Linked DNA regions of Mus musculus: region 2 is linked to region 1. Evidence: chromatin loops called from intact Hi-C (ENCODE). Cell type or tissue: left cerebral cortex. All regions are shown on one strand. Each heading gives the region's core, and the rest is flanking DNA. Links, peaks and the distances in the headings are about the cores only. Region 1 holds the start of Txlna (taxilin alpha). Region 2 holds the start of Tmem39b (transmembrane protein 39b).

Region 1 (9,102 bases), core at 2,548-7,547:
CAACGCCAACAAATCTGAGTGAAAACTTGTTTTCCTTCTGAGAGAGCATCTTGTCTGAAGCCTGAACTATGTGCAGGACCAAAGCTGGCTGTGAGAAAAGCAGCCAGAAACCGGGGCGCCCTATTACCAGAGGGGAGTGCTCTTGTGACCGTGTCTTCAAGGGCTTAGGCTTACCTACCTGCTTGTAGGCCAGCCTGACTTCTGATGCTCACACTAGCACACAAAGCTGATGATGCCCACTCACCCTGCACTCCTGTGGCTCTGACGTTAAGGTTTCTGTTTAGAGAAAAGAACTGTGTAGCATGTGCAGGGAACTGTGAAGGAAGACTGAGACCGCCTGGAAACCTGTCAGGGGCTCACACCACGAACTCTCAGAAGTTGGGCAGGGGTGCTGGCTTTGTTAGCCGGCTTTTTTGGGAAATGCTTTTTTTGACCTGTTATATAAATGAAGTGGGTATGAGGTCTCAGCTACCCAGCAGATGGAACATCGCCCAGGGACAGCTTGGGGTTTCCAGGTAAGAACCCTAGAAAGGTGGATTTAATCCTCACAGGTTTTGTTTTCCAAATTCATTTGCTTTTATTTTTCTAAGAACTGTAAACTCTATTTTTTCATGTTCTCAGGGCCCCTGGGTAGACAAACAAAGCTTGATTTCAGAGCAGAAATAGGCCAAGAAACCATGGCGTTGCGTGTGCTGAGTCCAGACAAATGATATTTATATACACATCCAAATTTGAAGAGAAAATGTATTTCTTTAGGTTTCAAACACTGTAATAGATACAAAGCAAAAATAAAAACCTGTTGCAAAGTTCTAAATTGTCTTCTTTGGTTTGGAGTGACCCTGGACTGGGAAGTGCACATGAGACCTAGGCTCTAGATGGTAGAGTACTTGATTAGCATGCCTGAAGCCCTGGATCCAACCCTGTGTATCACATAAGCCAGACACTGCTTGTAGAGGGAGGGGGTCCAGAAATTCAGGGTCAGCCTGTCTATATGAAACCCTATCTGAAAAACAAAGTGGTTAACCCATTAGCATGTCTGTAGAATGACAGCTGCATCAGCTGTTGGGGGTTAGTCATTTCTTTATATGTAGTAAACTTTAAGGTTTCCCGATCATAAAGTACAGGATCACACCCAGTCCCTGGCATTCATTCATTCTCACGTCAACTTTTGCTGTGTGACTTTGAAATCCACCACTCCCGTAAAGAAGAATGCAGTCACAATCTACACAATGTGGAAGCCAGTATCAGTGCTGCTGTCAAAAAGTAAGCTTTGGCTCTACGAGACTGAGTTTTGGCCAGCATGGTAAGACATGCCTAGGACCCCAGCACTTGCTGGGGGAGGCAGAGCCACGAATGTCAGGAGCTCAAGATTATTGGCTGCCCAAAAAAACCAAAAACGCCTCCTAGTGAGTTTAAGACCAGCTTTGGCTACATAATATTCCTAAATCAAGGCGGGGGTGGAGGAGGTGGGAGCTGCCAAGCAGTTGGTGGGGTTTTAATCCCAGCACACACTAGGCAGAGGCAGGCAGATCTCTCAGAGTTCAAGGTCTGCCTGGTCTACATAGTTCCCAGACAGTCAGAGCTGTATAGACCCTGCCATAAAGGGGGTGGAGGGAGGAAGGTATGAGTTTGTACCTAGCAGTGGGAATGACAGAGATGCTGGAGTAGGGTGTGTCTGTTTCTCCAGCCAGGGTCGAGGCAGAACTGCTCCAATCTAGGAGTTTAAAGGAGCTGGGCGACCTAACTGCCAACATGCATGTACAGGCATTTGGAGGCCAGAGGCAGTGAGCCTGTTAGAGACAGAACTCTTCTGTACTCTGTTCAGTGCTGGGATTACAGTCTTGCCCTGATGCAACCTGTTTTTTTGTAACCTGGGTGTTCATAAGTATTGCCTAAGACCATCAGAAAACAGACATGTATGATTCAAAACAGTAGCAAAATTATAAAGTAGCAAGAGAAATAATTCTATGGTTGGAGGTCACCCCAACACGAGGAACTGTATTAAAGGGCTGCAGCACTGGGAAGGTTTAGAACCACTGCTCCAGAATCGCTTTCCTCTTTGTATGGAATTTGGTAAAGACCTGATGTAGATGCTACCTCTTCAGAGATTTCCAAGTGTTTACTGAGAAGCAATCAGGGCAGTGGTTTCCAGGTACCTTTAACGCAAACCTTTCTGAGATTCGGTTCCCTCAGTAAACTGGTCAAGTGCCAACGCTTTCTCTTTTCAGCTTTGATCACTCCGGGTAAGTACTCTGTCACTGAGTTTATTGTCTCTCAAAGTTACATGTGAACAGACAGAACTCTACTCTGAGTCTGTTTGGCAGACCTATTACAGAAAAATAGACATCATTTAAGAACCCTAAAACAAAGTCCAATTAGCACAATTTGCAACATGCTCTACCCCACAGCCTGACTCTAGCCTCTTGAGGCTGCAGCATTTAGCCAACAGTAATTTCAACACGTGAGTTTCTAGGACAGCCTGATCTACATAGAGAGTTACACGCCAGCCAGCTCTATAAAGCAAGACCTTATCAAACAAAACAAACTCCACACAACAAAAGAATTGAAATCACAATTGTGGGGTTTTTTTTAATGTTCTGAGCCTACACTGGCACTGCAAATCATAATGAAGAACAAAGACGAGAAAAATCTAACATTTTAAAGCAGTAACACTTGATACTTTGCAGAAAGTGGGGCAGGGGTGGTAGGGTGGGAGTTTACCAACCTGCCTAAAGCCAAACTCCCTGGCTTCAATCCCTTTCTGAGGGAGTAATTGCCAAGCTGGTGGGGTTAGAAGGCGGGGCATAAATTGCCTCAGAGAACAGCTGTGGTGTCGGAGAATGGTTCCAACCGGTTTTGGTAGGCAGCTCTGAGTTAGAAGCCAGCATAGTCAAAGATTACGTTCTAGGACACACTAGGCTACACAAAGAAACCCTGACTCAGGGGGCAAAGAAATATTTTTAAAGGATGGGTGCTGGTGTCAGGCTTCCAGCTTTGAATCTGCTATAACCACACAATATTGATGGAGCCTTAAACTATTTACCCTTTACCTGGTGGCCTTTGCCATTAGTCCAAGCCATGGGGAGGCAAAGACAGACAAAACTCTTGAGTTCAAAGCCAATTTAATCTACATAGGGAGTTCCAGGCCTGCCAAAGCCACATATAACGAGATGTTGTCTCTAACAAACAAATAGTAGTTTGTTTTATTTTAACTAGGCTTTTCTGTACTATCGTATATTTCACAGATCACTGAGTATTTTGTACTTAATCCGAGTAATTATGAGAATCAAGCTACTGGATACGAGGAAAAAACGTTTGAATTATTATAAACCTTCTATTGTAATAGAGGGGAAAAAAATGCCAGGCACATAACAAATTAGTTTACCTTTCTATCCCTCTTCCGAGTTCTCAGAGATCATAGAAAGTCATACATGTTTATAAAGGACTAATGAGTGTATGAAAAAAAAAGAAAAAAAAAAGACCAGAATGCCAAAGTTTAAGGCCAATCATAGCTTCAGTACCAGAAAAGAGGCTGACAAAAATCTCTCGACCAATGACATAATTTCGGACCCTCAGGGTATTTGGCTCCTATGCTTTTCGGTTGCATCTCGGGAGTTGTGCGGCGCCGCGAGGCATGAAGGGGCTCGTAGTTTTTCCCACTCCCGCCTCCAAAGCCGCCTTGACTTCTTTTTTCCCAGCAAGCTCCGCGCCCGCGTTTGCTGTTGATTGGCTGCGGCAGGAGAGGGCGGTCCTGTTGGCAGCAGTTACCTAGGTTTCCGGTGCTCGGCCGGAGAGGAGGACGCCGCCGGACGTCCGTGGTGAAGTATGTCTATGGGCTGTACGTGGGACGAGCTCTTCAGAGGGTCTGTGGCCCAGGACGCGTTGGCCGTAGAGGAACAACTAATTCGGGGGGTCGGGGGGAGGGCGGCCTGCCCCAGTGTTGCGCGTGCGTACTCTAGGTCTAGAGGGCGCGTGGGGTGTGGGTGGCTTCTGTGCGCGCGCGCGCGCGGGGGTCCCACGTGGGACCTGGTGGGGCGGGGAGCCGATCGGGACTGGAGCATCCCGCCACGTCAGTCTGCGGCTCTGAGCCAATCCCGCGCTCCGGCTGCCGAGAGGGAGCCGTGTGGTGCCGAGAAGTGGCATTCGGGAGAAAGGAGGCCTCTTCCTTCCCTCACTCACTCAGGGGCAGCTTCTCGGAAACCTTCCATGGGACCGTGAAATCCCGGGCGAAGACCGACCGGTCTGTTTGAAGCTTCGAGCGTCAGATTTGGGGATTTCTTATCTAGTTGTGAAGAAGAATTTTGAAGTCTAGAAAAAAAAAAGCAACTGGGTCCTTAAAGGATCTGCCCCATTTCTGGCCTTGCAGATCACAATGAAGAACCAAGACAAAAAGAATGGGCCTGCCAAACACTCCAACTCGAAGGGCAGCCCGGGGCAACGGGAAGCAGGACCGGAGGGAGCCCATGGACGACCCAGACAGACAGCTCCTGGGGCGGAAGCCGAAGGTTCCACAAGCCAGGCTCCTGGGAAGACCGAGGGTGTGTGCCAGCTCTGCTTTTCCAGTGGGCAGAGGGAGGAGTTTCTGGTACTGGTCTGTCTTCTGAGGCCAGTGTTTACCCAAGAAGAAGGAACTATAGAATGAACGATGCTCATTCTGTGTGATCCTTTTGTTTCCTGGGGAGGTGGTGAACCTTCCCACTCTTAGCCGTGGGGCGCAACCTTGGGAGCATGCTCTGACTGGTTTAAACGAAGACAGTCAAATGAAGCACCCCGTAAGCAAAGTCATATTCCCAGAGAACACTTGCCAGTGGTGGGTAATTGTCCTTCATGAGGTGCAGCGTCTGCCACATGCCAACTGCTCCTCACACAGGGGTGCTTTACACAGTTGGCTTTTATAACAAGTATGTTTGGGTGTTAGAAATACTTGTTTTATAACTAAACAAACTTAGGGTTTAAAAAAACTTAAATTGAGGCCAGGCCTAGTGTCCCTCACCATTGTCCACAGAACTCAGGAGGCAGAGGCAGACAGATCTCGGAGTTTGTGATCAGCCTGCATACTAAGTTCCAAGACAGCCAGGGCCCTGTAGAGAGAGCCTAACTCAACCGAATAAATAAATAAAACAACATTTAACCCACACCAGTGTGTTTATCTGGGCTTAAAGAAGATCCAAGCGAGTGGTATGACCACTGAACTTTAATCCCGTGTCTTCATCTTTCCTGCTGTAGGGGCTCGAGCTAAAGCAGCTCAGCCTGGGGCCCTCTGTGACGTCTCTGAGGAGCTGAGCCGGCAGTTGGAAGACATCCTGAGTACATACTGTGTGGACAACAATCAGGGAGGCCCGGCTGAGGAGGGAGCACAGGGTGAGCCCACTGAGCCGGAAGACACGGAGAAGTCCCGAACCTATGCAGCCAGGAATGGGGAGCCTGAACCAGGCATTCCAGTCGTCAACGGCGAGAAGGAGACCTCTAAGGGAGAGCCTGGAACAGAGGAGATCCGAGCGAGTGATGAAGTTGGAGACCGAGACCATCGGAGGCCACAGGAGAAGAAGAAAGCCAAGGGTCTAGGTGAGGGGGGAGCTATTGGTGAGGGGAGGGAGTTAACACCTGTCATCTCATGGGCTAACCTGCTCTGTCAGAACTCAAAAGAATCTGCTTTTCAAGACAGTATGTGTGTTATCTCCCCTCCCCCCCGCCCGGGTTTACTCAAAGATGGGGTCCTAGCATTGAGCTGTTAGATCACTCACTTGTGCAAAGCCTCCTGGCCTTGGGAAGTGGAGGCAGAGTGTAGCTAGCATCTCACTGAGGATATGGAGAACAGGAGGCCCGAGTGCTTGCCAGCACCACTTTTAGCTGCTGCTTGACTTTGGACATGTTTATTCTCCACTCCTGGGTCTTAGTTTCCCTGTTTCTATAGCAATAGAATTAGGCTACACCAAGGTTGAGATATCAAATATCAACATGAACCAGGTAAGCCACAGACCTCTTCAGAATCATCAAGAAAGGGCCTTCTTGATCTGAAAAATTGACTCCTACCTGGTTAGTCCCCCACTCTCATCTGACCAGCTGAATAATTGGCAACCAAAATAATAGAAACCAAGCAAAGCCATCCACTGGTGGGGTTTGCCATCTCCATGCCAATCTCGTGGGCCTCCAGGACTGACAATTCAGGAACCTGGTCTGTGCTGACTGAATACAGTGGAACCCAAGGGAGACAATTGTAAAGCTTCCTGGCTGAGGTAGAGGCAATCAGGCGTGATGGCATCCACCTTTAATCACAGCACTTGAGAAGCAGGGGCAAGTAGATCTCTTGAGTGCCGGACCAGCCAGCTGCATAATGAAACCTTATCTCAAATGAATAAAAACAGAGAGCAATGGCAGTCCTTTGACAGGGGTGGTGGGATAATATGAAAATATGAATTTAGAATCTAATGGGAACCTATGTGGTAGTGTATGCCTCTAATGGGCGACTAGGAGGAACAGAGGCAGGAAGACTGAGTTCAAAGGCAACTTGGACTACATAGCAAGACCCTCTCTCTCATCTCTCTCTAGTACTGTAACCACGTCACTGGTCCTCCTTCCTCATTTTGTCATCTGTCTTAAAGACAGATTTCTTGCCCTTTTTTTTTCCCCAAGTCACAGGGTCACATATGAAAGAGATGCATCTTAAGCATAACTGTGGGTGGGATTGGAAAGATGGCGCTGGTTAAGAGCACTGGCTGCTTGCTTTTCCAGAGGTCCTGAGTTCAATTCCCAGCAACCACATGGTGGCTCACAACCATCTGTAATGGGATCTGATGCCCTCTTCTGGTGTGTCTGGAAAAAGTGACAGTGTACTCACATAAAATAAATCTTTTTTATTTTTGGTTTTTCTTTTTTTTTTTTTAAATTTTTTTGATTTATTTATTTATTATATGTAAGTACACTGTAGCTGTCTTCAGACACACCAGAAGAGGGCGTCAGATCTCGTTACAGATGGTTGTGAGCCACCCATGTGGTTGCTGGGATTTGAACTCCGGACCTTTGGAAGAGCAGTCGGGTACTCTTACACACTGAGCCATCTCACCAGCCCCTATTTTTGGTTTTTCAAGACAGGGTATCTCTGTGTAGCCATGGCTTTCCTGGAACTCTCTCTGTAGACTATGCTGGCCTTGAACTCAGAAATCTGCCTGCCTCTGTCTCCCAAGTGCTGGGATTAAAGGCGTGCACCACCATTGCCCGGCTGAATAAATCTTTAAACATAACTGTGTAGCTATGTCTCATGACAGGAGTTTGGCTAATTTCTCAAGGGACATCAGACAGTAGCCCTGGGTTTATCAGTAGGCTTACCTTTCTCCTGTTTGTAATGTCTTCAGACAGGTTCTCCTCTCCCTGGCAGTGCTTACCAAAGAGACTGCTCTGTTCATTTAATGAACATTTGTTAGTAGTAACACTGCAGATACCACTTAGGTTGCAGTGGGAATGTGCATTGAAGCTGCAGGATTGAGCCACAGTTCTTTATGAAGTACCATAGTGTCACAGGAAAACTGCCTTAGCACTCCGAAGTGTAGGCTTGGGCCTAGAGGGAACCCTCGGGAAGGGTGTGTGCTTTACCCCCTGTGCTTTTCAGGGAAGGAGATCACTCTGCTGATGCAGACACTGAACACGCTGAGTACCCCAGAGGAGAAGCTGGCTGCACTGTGCAAGAAGTATGCTGAGCTGGTCAGTCCATGCCCTTTCCTCCTTTCATACCCTCCCTCCCTTTGGAAAGTCATCAGGCTACCTGGGGTAGGAGCTAGGGTGCAGGAACACATATTGGCTTAATTTCTGTTAACTTTTTCTTTTAATTCTCCCACTGCTATCTGTTAAATGAGAAATTAGTTTCCAGTCAGTAAGAAGAGAAACTTTATTAGTAAATTTCCCAATGATTTCAGGTGGTAGAATTCTGGCGTTGGTCCCAGATATTGTGTAGTTATATCTTGATGTGTCTGTACATGCATCTCCCCAGGATGCTCTGCCTCCTGATTGGCCGTCTTTGGGGTGGCTCTTGTTCTTTTACCTCCTTAGCTCTCAGTCCTGAGTGAAGTGAAAGTTAGCTCTAGGAGCTTGATTCAGTTCTTGAGACAAGGTAATGACCTCCATGTTGGATCATGGGAAATACCAAGGCATGGTGGTGTGTCCGTTAGTTAATTCCTGGAGGATCAGGAATTCAAGGCCAGCCCAGACTACAGGGTCTTGTCTTGAAAATGAAACCCCACCACCACCACCACCACCACCACCACCACCAAAGAAAGAATGCCAAGTATGGTCTTGCCACCTTTCTTATTGTAAAAGTGTAGAGTGGATTGAGGGTAGAGAGATAGAGAGGAGTAAAGGAGGGGCTGGTCAGGTGGCTCAGTGTTTAAAAACAGTGACTGCTCTTCCAGAGGACCTGGGATTGATTCTAAGCACCCACATGGTAGCTCACAACCATCTTTAACTATAGTTCCGGGCACTCTGAAGTCCTCTTCTAGACTCTGCAAGTACCAGGCCCACAAGTATAGTGTAGACATAGATGCAGGCAAAACACAAAGAAACATTAAGTAAAATTAAAAGAAATACAGAGCCTAGTAGAGTGGTATACACCTTTGATCCCAGCACTTGGGAGGCATACGCAGGTGGATCTTTTGAGTTGAAGGCCAGCCTGGTCTACAGAGTGAATTGACAGTGAGTTCCAGAAAGAAAAACAAAGTCCATTTTGGAAGGCTTTAACTAGGAGAATACTGATGCTACAAAGGAGGAGGAATTGAGCTCCTGGGGTAACATTCTTAATATAGGAGGGGGCTAAGGCCTAACGCACAAGGAGGGAGGCTCCAGCAGTCTGTACCTGTCTGTAAGTGAAGAAGACAAGTACAGTCAGAGATGGGGGGCGTGTGCTGCTAGTCCCCTGGTTTCCTCTGAGTTTCCAGGGAAACAAGAATGATGACAATATCTGGGGTGGGAAGATATAAAGAGGAGATAAGCAGTTGTCTCGGAAAGGGGTGTATATCATTGGAGAAAGTGGTGGTGGCCTTTCTGGGCAGAAGGGAGCCTTCCAAGGATTGGTATAAGGAAGACTTCTTTTTTTTTTTTTTTTTGGTTTTTCAA
Region 2 (9,102 bases), core at 1,853-6,852, 53 kb before region 1:
CAGTGAAATCAACAGTGGAGAACATGAGAATCAAACATGAGAAATGGATAGAGTTTAGGGTCATCAAGATGAGGCCAAAAATTGGATATAGAGTTTTGGAGGAAAGGGGAAGTGACTCGTAGATTTTGACTGGGGTGGGCCAAAGCACACTAAAGCCTAAGAGTTCTGAAAGCCCAGTTTGGGACTCGCTGAGTATGAGGTGACTGTGTTGTACAAAAACAGGACTTCACTAGAGGCAAAAGGCCGCTCTGGTGTCCTCCTCTAAGTCAGAACAGGGTGAAGAAACACGGGAGGTGGGTTCGCCCGCTCCAGAATCTCTTGAGCAGCAGCTGCGGGAAAGGCGTGGGGAAAGGCAAGACAAAGAGCGTTAGCACAGCTTTTGTCCAAACGGCCCCTTTAAGAAGCGCGCTCCCGACTCCCAGCCCGCCTAGCATGCAAATTGAGCAGCCGGAGGGAGCGTGCGGCTGATACCCGGCCCGGGCTGCGGCGGTTAGTCCTCTCTCGGCCGCCGTCGCCTCCGACATATTGCCCGCAGGAGCTGCGGCGGTGAGCGGAGAGCGCCGGGGGAAGGAGATGGGTGAGCAGAGCTGGCTGGGCTCGTTCGGGGGTCGCGGGATAGCGGGGAGCCTGGCTGCGAACTGCCTCCCCACGCGGACCGGAGTCGCGGGCAGGGGGAGGGGGAGGGGAAGGGACGCGGCGCAGGCGGGACCCCGCCCCTCCGGTCCTGAGGGGGCGGGTCACCGCTTGGTAGGCGGAGCTTCCAAAAGGGAGAGGGGCTCGGAGGGGCTCAGGCTTTCTTTGGGGCACACAATTCTCCTGTCTGCAGATGGGGGCCGGGCACTCTGGTGGGAGGGGCTGAGAGCTTAGGGTTCGCCTTTTGTGATTGCCGGTGGGGGAGAGAATTTTCTGGACTATAGGGGTTTACACTGAGAGCGGTGGGGCCGCAGGGACACCTAGCCCACCAAGGGAGTCCATTCCGATTCAAGCTTCCAGTCCTAGAGAGCATTGCCCGGCTTGTGGGCGGGGTCTTGGGGTTGACAGTTGTGTGTGGGCGGGGTTTCTGGGCTAGGGGCTTTATGTGGGTGCCGAGCTTCTAAAAGATAGTGGGTGTGGGCAGAGTTCCTGGGCTGAGGGTGTGTGTTGGGGGGGGGGGTTCTAAACCAAACCAAATATAACAGCGTGTGAACAAAGCTTCCGGTTTGGGGCTTGAAGTCAGCTTTCTGGACATGCATATTGTGAAGAGCTGTCAGAAAACCTTCAGAGATAGGAAAGCTTGGGCACCGTGTGTATGAATGGAGGCTACTGTGTTGCTGTGAGGAAGTTGAGGAAGTTATAACTTCGATTAAGGGTTTGGGAGCTAAGTGCAGGATGCTGCCTAGGATCTTAGGCTAGACTACTAAGCTTAGGGAATATAGTTTTGTAAAATCTTAAGTTTGAGATTCCCAACCACAGCGCTCTTTCTAAGGCCATTCTGACGTTAAGGCCAGGCCGTGGGTCATTGAGTTAGATCTCAGGGCCCTGGAGGGAAAACTTGTCTCAAACCTGACCAGATTGTAGCGTCTGGAGACTCAGATCCAGATAAAATCCAGCAAATACCAGCGCTGAGCAGCTCAGGACTCAGGCTCTGAAAATCTTACCAAACTGGTCCAGTGAACCGGATTAAGGGAACTGGCAGTAAAAATAACAGTCTGGTAGCACATGCCTGTCATCCTGTCATCCTAGCATTTGGGAGACTGAGGCAGGTGGGTTGTGAGTTTGAGGCTATTCTGTGCTACTTAGTCGCTTAAAATGTGAATTCACGCCTGGCGTGGTGGCGCACTTCTTTAATCCCAGCACTCAGGAGGCAGAGGCAGGCAGATTTCTGAGTTCGAGGCCAGCCTGGTCTACAGAGTGAGTTCCAGGACAGCCAGGGTTACACAGAGAATCCCTATCTTAAAACAAAACAAAACAAAACAAAACAAAACAAAAGATAATCTCAGAGAGTGAATTGTGGGAAAAAAAGGTAGAAGCCTGGCAGGTGCAATAACCCACCTGTAATCAGTCCCAGTACCGGGGAGGCAAAGCTGGAACCCTGAGGCCAATCAGTTAGTGAAATAGTGAGCTCTGAATTCAGAAAGAACCTTGGTAAGCAAAGAGCACAAAGGAAAAGACATTGACTGGGCAGTGGTGGCTCACATCTTTAGCCTCAGCACTTGGCATCCAGAGGCAAGCAGATCTCTGAGTTCAAGGCCAGCCAAGACTACAGAGTGAGTTCCAGGAGAGCCAGGGCTACACAGAGAAACCCTGTCTCAAAAAAACCAAAAAATGAAAAAGAAGGGTTGGGAGGCTGGAGAGATGGCTCAGTGGTTAAGAGCACTGACTGCTCTTCCAGAGGTCCTGAGTTCAGTTCCCAGCAACCACATGGTGGCTCATGACCATCTGTAGTGGGATCTCATGTTCTTTTGTGGTATGTCTGAAGACAGGGACAGTGTTCTCTTTTTTTTTTTTTTTTTAAAGATTTATTTATTTATTACATGTAAGTACACTGTAGCTGTCTTCAGACACACCAGAAGAGGGCATCAGATCTCGTTACAGATGGTTGTGAGCCACCATGTGGTTGCTGGGATTTGAACTCTGGACCTTCGGAAGAGCAGTCGGGTGCTCTTACCCACTGAGCCATCTCACCAGCCCCGACAGTCTTCTCTTATACATAAAAGAAATAAAACTAAAAAGAAAATAAAAAGTGTTGGGAAGATAGCTTAGTTCTGAATGTGCTTGCCACACAAGCGTGAGAACCTGAGTTTGGTCCCCAGACCCTATGTAAAAGGTAGGTGTGATGGCCTGAGCTTGTAATCCCAGTGCTGTGAGGCCTGAGACCCGAGGATTGCTGGGGCTCACCAGCCAGCCAGCCTGACCTACCTGCCAAGTCCCAGGCCAATGAGAGGTATTGTTTGGAAGTGACAGGAGCAAGGACAAGGTAGAACTATGCACACCTGAGTCCAACTCCACATGCACCATGGACAAGTCACACAAGAGGTGACGAGTGTGCTTACTGGAGAGGGAGGGCCATGGCTACCTGGAGCTCTGAGTAGGGTGGGAATAGCTCCTGGGAGGTTTGAATGAGAAAATGAAATGCATGAGCCCAAGGCAGGCCTTATCAACATAGCAAGTTCCAGGACAGCCAGGCTTCCATAAAGAGACCCTGTCTCAAAAAACAAACTGAAGAAGGAAGGAAGGAAGACACGGAAATACCAGTTAACTAAGATAGCACTACTGTCATCCTTGGTATATGGCCTACAGGAGGACGAAGAGGTCCCAACAGGACATCTTACTATCGAAACCCGCTCTGTGAGCCAGGATCATCAGGGGCCTCTGGTGGAGGCCACTCTTCTAGTGCATCCGTGAGCAGCGTCCGTTCTCGAAGCAGGTAAGCCACCTCTATGTCTCACCCCTTCCTGTCAGAGTGTGGACCAAGCTGTCCCTTTCTGGATTTTAGGACAGACTATCTTACATGCCTGGTGGGGCTGGAGGGGACCAGAGTGAGCCCTGAGGTTGGTCACTGAGAGATGCCATGAGGTTCTATAGAAGCAACCATGCTCTTGTTCCCGTTGAGGTTCTACTGCAGACTTACTGATGGTGCACAGGTTACCATCTGCCTCTGGCCCTCCTTTTCCATATTTGTAAAGCAAGCCTCGTAATTCCCTTCTGGGATGTATGGGAAGAAGACCTCGTCGTTTTGAGGGGTTATTTTTGTTTGTTTGTTTGTTTTGTCTTTTTTGAGGCAGGGTTCCTCTGTGTAGCCCTGGCTGTCCTGGAACTCACTCTGTAGCCCAGGCTGGCCTTGAACTCAGAAATCCGCCTGCCTCTGCCTCCCAAGTGCTGGGATAAAAGGCGTGCGCCACCACGTCCGGCTCCTTTTGAGGTTTTTATCACATCCTTTTCTGGTGTACCACTATTGTATGTTCCAGAAGCTTCTCCTGGTCGGGTTCCCTGGTTAGCTCCTGCAGTCACTATTTCCCGCTTGCAGGACCACTTCTGGGACGGGCCTCTCCAGCCCTCCGCTGGCCGCGCAGACCGTTGTGCCTCTACAGCACTGCAAGATCCCCGAGCTGCCCGTCCAGGCCAGCATTCTGTTCGAGCTCCAGCTCTTCTTCTGTCAGCTCATAGCCCTGTTCGTGCACTACATCAACATCTATAAGACAGTCTGGTGGTATCCACCCTCGCACCCACCCTCCCACACTTCCCTGGTAGGTGCTCCACTAGCGGCCGCTGTGTGTGTGTGTGTGTGTGTGTGTGCATGCGTGCTTATCAAGCACCACTGTATACCCACTATATACCCACTGTATACCCACAATACCCCGCTCCATAATGGGCATAATGGATGTAGAGGGAACAGGAGACTGGGAACTCTTAACGACGCTGGGCACTGTAGAGGCAGCAGAGTTGATCCTGACAGGATCGATCCTAAGTCTTGTCTGAGAGATGAGTCATGGAAATGTATGAATGTTTCAGGGTGGACAGAGGAAGAAGAGGTTCAGGGACAGGGACATGGTGTCGGAGCAAGAGCGCTCACACACCACTCTCTTATCCCCAGGGACTGTCCCACTTCCCTTCTCTGGGTCCTGTTCTACTCCTCTAGGTAATTTCCTGGCCTGAGTCAGCTGGAGGCCAATGAAGGTCAGAGAATGGGGACAGTCTCTGTGGAAAGGACTGGGCAGGGGGAGATAGTGGGTACAAGAGAAGCCTATGTATGAAGAAGGGGCCCGTGTGACCCCCAGGCCTCTGCCCCCTGACAGAACTTCCACCTGATCGACTTCAACTTGCTGATGGTGACCGCCATTGTTCTGGGCCGCCGATTCATCGGGTCCATCGTGAAGGAGGTGATTGGGTCTAGAGGCTGGCAGGGGCTTTGGAGTCCCCCCCCAACCCCCCGGATGCCAAGGAGACACACCTAGCCCTTAGCCGTACGGCATTTTCTTTGAGCTCCTAGTGGACATGACAAACATTTCTGGTATCCCACTAGCTCTCCTGATCCACTAGGCATCAGAAAGGCCGACCTTGCCAGAGTCTTCCCAGGCTGTTGTGCGCCTTCCCCTGGGTGGGATTATGGACCATGTTTGGTGGGATAAGGGCATAGCTCCTGTGGCCTCCATCCAAGGCCCCATCCTGTCGTATCTCACCCCAACCCAGGCTTCTCAGAGGGGGAAGGTCTCCCTCTTCCGCTCCATCCTGCTGTTCCTCACCCGCTTCACCGTTCTCACGGCGACAGGCTGGAGTCTGTGCCGGTCCCTCATCCACCTCTTCAGGACCTACTCCTTCCTGAACCTCCTGTTCCTCTGCTATCCGTGAGTACCCCTCACCCCACCCCTGGCACCTGACACTTGACTCTGCCCTTTTTATGGCTGGCTTCTCTGGCCTGTGTCTGGAAGACTCACAGGCAGGCAGGCAGCAACAGTAACCTCTCATGACGTCTGATGACATCTCCTGAGGTCAGGATAATTAGGCTTTCTTAATAGAAGAAACTGAAGTGGGATAAGCTACTCCATCTCTACCGATGGAGTTGGAATGGGATTCAGATCTGACTCAGTACCCAGGGGGACATTGGCAATTGGGAATGCATGGGCTCGCGTTGTCTCTTTACTTTTCCTTTCTGTTTTTGTTGTTTGTTTGCTTGTTTGACTTTCTGTTCTCTCTGTATTCCTCCCCTTCCTCCTTCTGTCCCTTTTCCCTCAATGCTTATGAAATCTCATGGGGGCTTTTCTTTCTTTTTTGGGGGGTGGGGTTTGGAGACAGGGTTTCTCTGTATAGACCTGGCTGTCCTGGAACTCACTCTGTAGACCAGGCTGGCCTCGAACTCAGAAATCCACCTGCCTCTACCTCCTAAGTCCTGGGATTAAAGGCGTGGGCCACCATGCCCGGCTGGGGGCTTTTCTTTTTGCTTTTTTCTTTTTTTAGTTTTTTGAGACAGGGTTTCTCTGTGTAGCCCTGGCTGTCCTGGAACTCACTCTGTAGACCAGGCTGGCTTCGAACTCAGAAATCCACCTGCCTCTACCTCCTAAGTGCTGGGATTAAAGGCATGCGCCACCACTGGCCAGGTCTTGGGGGCTTTTCAAGTCTTTGTTTACATGTTTCTATGAGTGTATGTGTGTGTGTGTGTGACACACAGCTGTGTGTATACATGTCTGCATACTCACTTGTCTCTGTGTCTGCTTAGCTCAATCGCCTGCCTCACTAGAGACTCAATTGTTCAAGATGGAGAGCCTAGAACTGCCCGTTTCTGGTTCAGAGTCAGGCAGTCTTCTCTCCTGGCTGCCTGGGCATTAACCGTTACTTCCCAACCTTGACCTTTCTGGTTCCCGAACTTCCTCAGGATAGACCAGCTCTGGCTTTGGAAAGCTTCCTAGCGGAGCCGTCCACTTTCCTACCTGCCAGACTAAGAGCGTGCTGGGTCAGGGGCTCTCAGGCCTACTTTATAAATAGAGTTTTCCCGAGTTTAAAAATTACCAGCTGGGGGCTGGAGAGATGGCTCAGCGGTTAAGAGCACCAACTGCTGTTCCAGAGGTCCTGAGTTCAAGTCCCAGCAACCACATGGTGGCTTACAATCATCTGTAATAGAATCCGATGCCCTCTCCTGGTATGTCTGAGGACAGTGACAGTGCACTCATATACATTAAATAAATAAATAAAATTAACAGTTGGGTGGTGGATGTGGCGCATGCCTTTAATCCCAGCATTTGGGAGACAGAGGCAGGTGGATCTCTTGAGTTCAAGGACAGCGTGGTCTACAGAGCAATTTGCAGGATAGCCAAGGCTACACAGAGAAATCCTGTCTCAAAAAAAAAAAAAAAAGCAAAAAAACAAATCAACAACAACAAAATATATAGCATAGTATGAGGCTATTCTCTTATCTGTTGCCATGGAAAATGGTCATTTACAGAAAATATTGGGGGGCTGGGGAGATGGCTCAGCGGTTGAGAGCACTGATTGTTCTCCTAGAGGTCCTGAGTTCAATTCCCAGCAACCACATGGTAGCTCACAACCATCTGTAATGGGATCTGATGCCCTCTTCTGGTGTCTGAAGAGAGCTACAGTGTACTCATATACGTAAAATAAATAAATCTTTGGGGGGGAAAAAAAAAGGAGTTCTAGGTCACCCTCAGCTTCACAGTGAGTTGGAGCCAGCTTGGACTACATATAATCCTGCCTTGAAAAACCAAAACCGCCAGGCAGTCGTGGCGCACGCCTTTAATTCTACCACTTTGGAAGCAGAGGCAGGCGGATTTCTGAGTTCCAGGACAGCCAGGGCTACACAGAGAAGCCCTGTCTCAACCCCCCCCCCCAAAAAAAAAAAAAACAAAACAAAACAATCAAAACCCAAACCAAACCAAATCAATATAGCTTGTGTAGAGGGCTTGGAATACCTCTCAGTTGTAGAGTGCTTGTGTGAAGTGCGCATGTCCTTAGGTTTTATTGCCAGTACCTCAAAACTAAGAAAAACAACAAAACAGGCTTTTATAGAATTAACTGGTTTTATAAGAGGTGTGTCAGTCATAATTAAAGTCTAGAAGAGATAAAGTGGAGGGTTTGCCCAGCATGCAGGAGGTTCTGGGTAGAGGTCCCCAGAACCACATGCACCCTGTAGGATTCAGCACTGAGGTGCCTCCTGAGGCAGGAGAGTCGCCCCAAGCTTAGCCTTGGCTGCATACCAGGTTCAAGTCCAGGCTAGTATGTAGAAAACTTGTCTCTTGAGGTCTGGGGGATGGCTCAGTAGTTAGGAACACTTACTGCTCTTTGCAGAGGACACTCCCATGTGGCAGCTCAGAAGTGTCTTTCTCCAATCCCGAGGGCTCTAATGCCCTCTTCGCCCTCTTCTACCCTCAGGGTTTGACTTCCTTTCCCACCTCCAGGGGCTCTGACACCCTCTTCCTCCCTTCGGGGCTCTTTACGCACATGCATTTATGCAGGTAAAATATTCACACACATAAAGATTTATATATATGTATATAAATCCCACCCACACACCTGCCACAGAATTTCTCTGCATAGCCCTGGCTGTTCTGGGGGTGACTTTGAACTCAGAGATCCGCCTGCCTCTGTCTCCTGAGTGTTGGGATTGAAGGCGTGCGCCACCACTGCCTGGCAGTAACTAGTAACTAGCAAGCAGTGATTTAGGTGCTCACTGTCAGGTTGTGTGCTTCCATAGGCCAAAAAGGTGATGTCCTGTCCTTGGGGGCCCCCATTTAGGGCTTCGGTTCTCATGCTTCATTCAGCTGGACCTCGGGATCTGGGGCACTGGGCTGGAAGAAGTGAGCAGGCAGCAAAGATCTGACTTGTATAGTTTGTACCATCTTTCTTTCTTTCTCTCTCTCTCTCTCCTCCCTCCCTCCCTCCCTCTCTTTCTTTCTTTCTTTCTTTTTTTTTTTTTTTTTTTTGGTTTTTTTGAGACAGGGTTTCTCTGTGTAGCCCTGGCTGTCCTGGAACTCACTCTGTAGACCAGGCTGGCCTTGAACTCAGAAAACCGCCTGCTTATACCTCCCAAGTGATTAAAGGTGTGTGCCACCACCGCCCATTAAGTTTTCTTTTTGATGATTTAGATTTCTTTTCTACTTAAAAAATGATTTATTTATATTAAATATGAGTTCTAGGAATCAAAGTCCGGTTTCCAGGCTTGGTGGCAAGTGCCTTTTCTCACTCAGCAGTTTCTCTGGCTTTTACCCACTTTTTTGATATGTTACCTACTTGTCTGTCATCTCTGAAGGATTATGTCCAGGTGCCAAAATCTAAGATCCTGTCATAGATGATGTAACGATGATAAACAGTTAAGGCACATTTTCCTGTATACCATAATGTGTAGAGTACCTTTAATACCTAATACAGTGTAAATGCTATGTAAAAAGTTGCTACCTTGAATAAAGCTGCAGAGATGTGTGCCAATGGGAAAACTATACATGTGAAATGCAGACACAGCCATCAGTCACTACACATTGTCAAGAATGGAGCGCGTAGGCGGTGTAGGCAGGAAGAGCTTGAGGTTGCGATTGCAGTTAAGGATGAGGACAAACCTGGGTTACAATAAGACCCTGTTTCCAAAATTATTCTAGCCCATGCTACTTACATATGCAG

What was found. Peaks named below come from ENCODE experiments on the same cell type or tissue, not always from the same donor. Only the 100,000 strongest peaks of a DNase experiment are listed, where the experiment ranks them.
Region 2: a loop joins it to region 1, with 4 times the contacts of the local background. A loop is called at or near these places in 1 of 42 quality-filtered maps.

Annotation. Positions count from the first base shown.
Region 1 is chr4:129,635,692-129,644,793 of GRCm38, reverse strand. Txlna (taxilin alpha) reads left to right here and starts at 3,729. Exons shown (of 11, transcript NM_001199695.1): 1 at 3,729-3,823; 2 at 4,367-4,538; 3 at 5,227-5,565; 4 at 7,607-7,698. The coding sequence starts at 4,373. Kpna6 (karyopherin (importin) alpha 6) reads left to right here. Exons shown (of 14, transcript NM_008468.4): 14 at 1-815. In left cerebral cortex, for the core only: no CTCF peak of the experiment used is centred there; DNase peaks (open chromatin) are centred at 2,874, 3,686, 4,037 and 4,538; H3K4me3 peaks cover 2,633 bases; H3K27ac peaks cover 2,095 bases.
Region 2 is chr4:129,688,190-129,697,291 of GRCm38, reverse strand. It overlaps Tmem39b (transmembrane protein 39b), which reads left to right and starts at 447. Exons shown (of 9, transcript NM_199305.2): 1 at 447-577; 2 at 3,280-3,406; 3 at 4,007-4,226; 4 at 4,776-4,859; 5 at 5,170-5,324. The coding sequence starts at 574. In left cerebral cortex, for the core only: no CTCF peak of the experiment used is centred there; no DNase peak of the experiment used is centred there.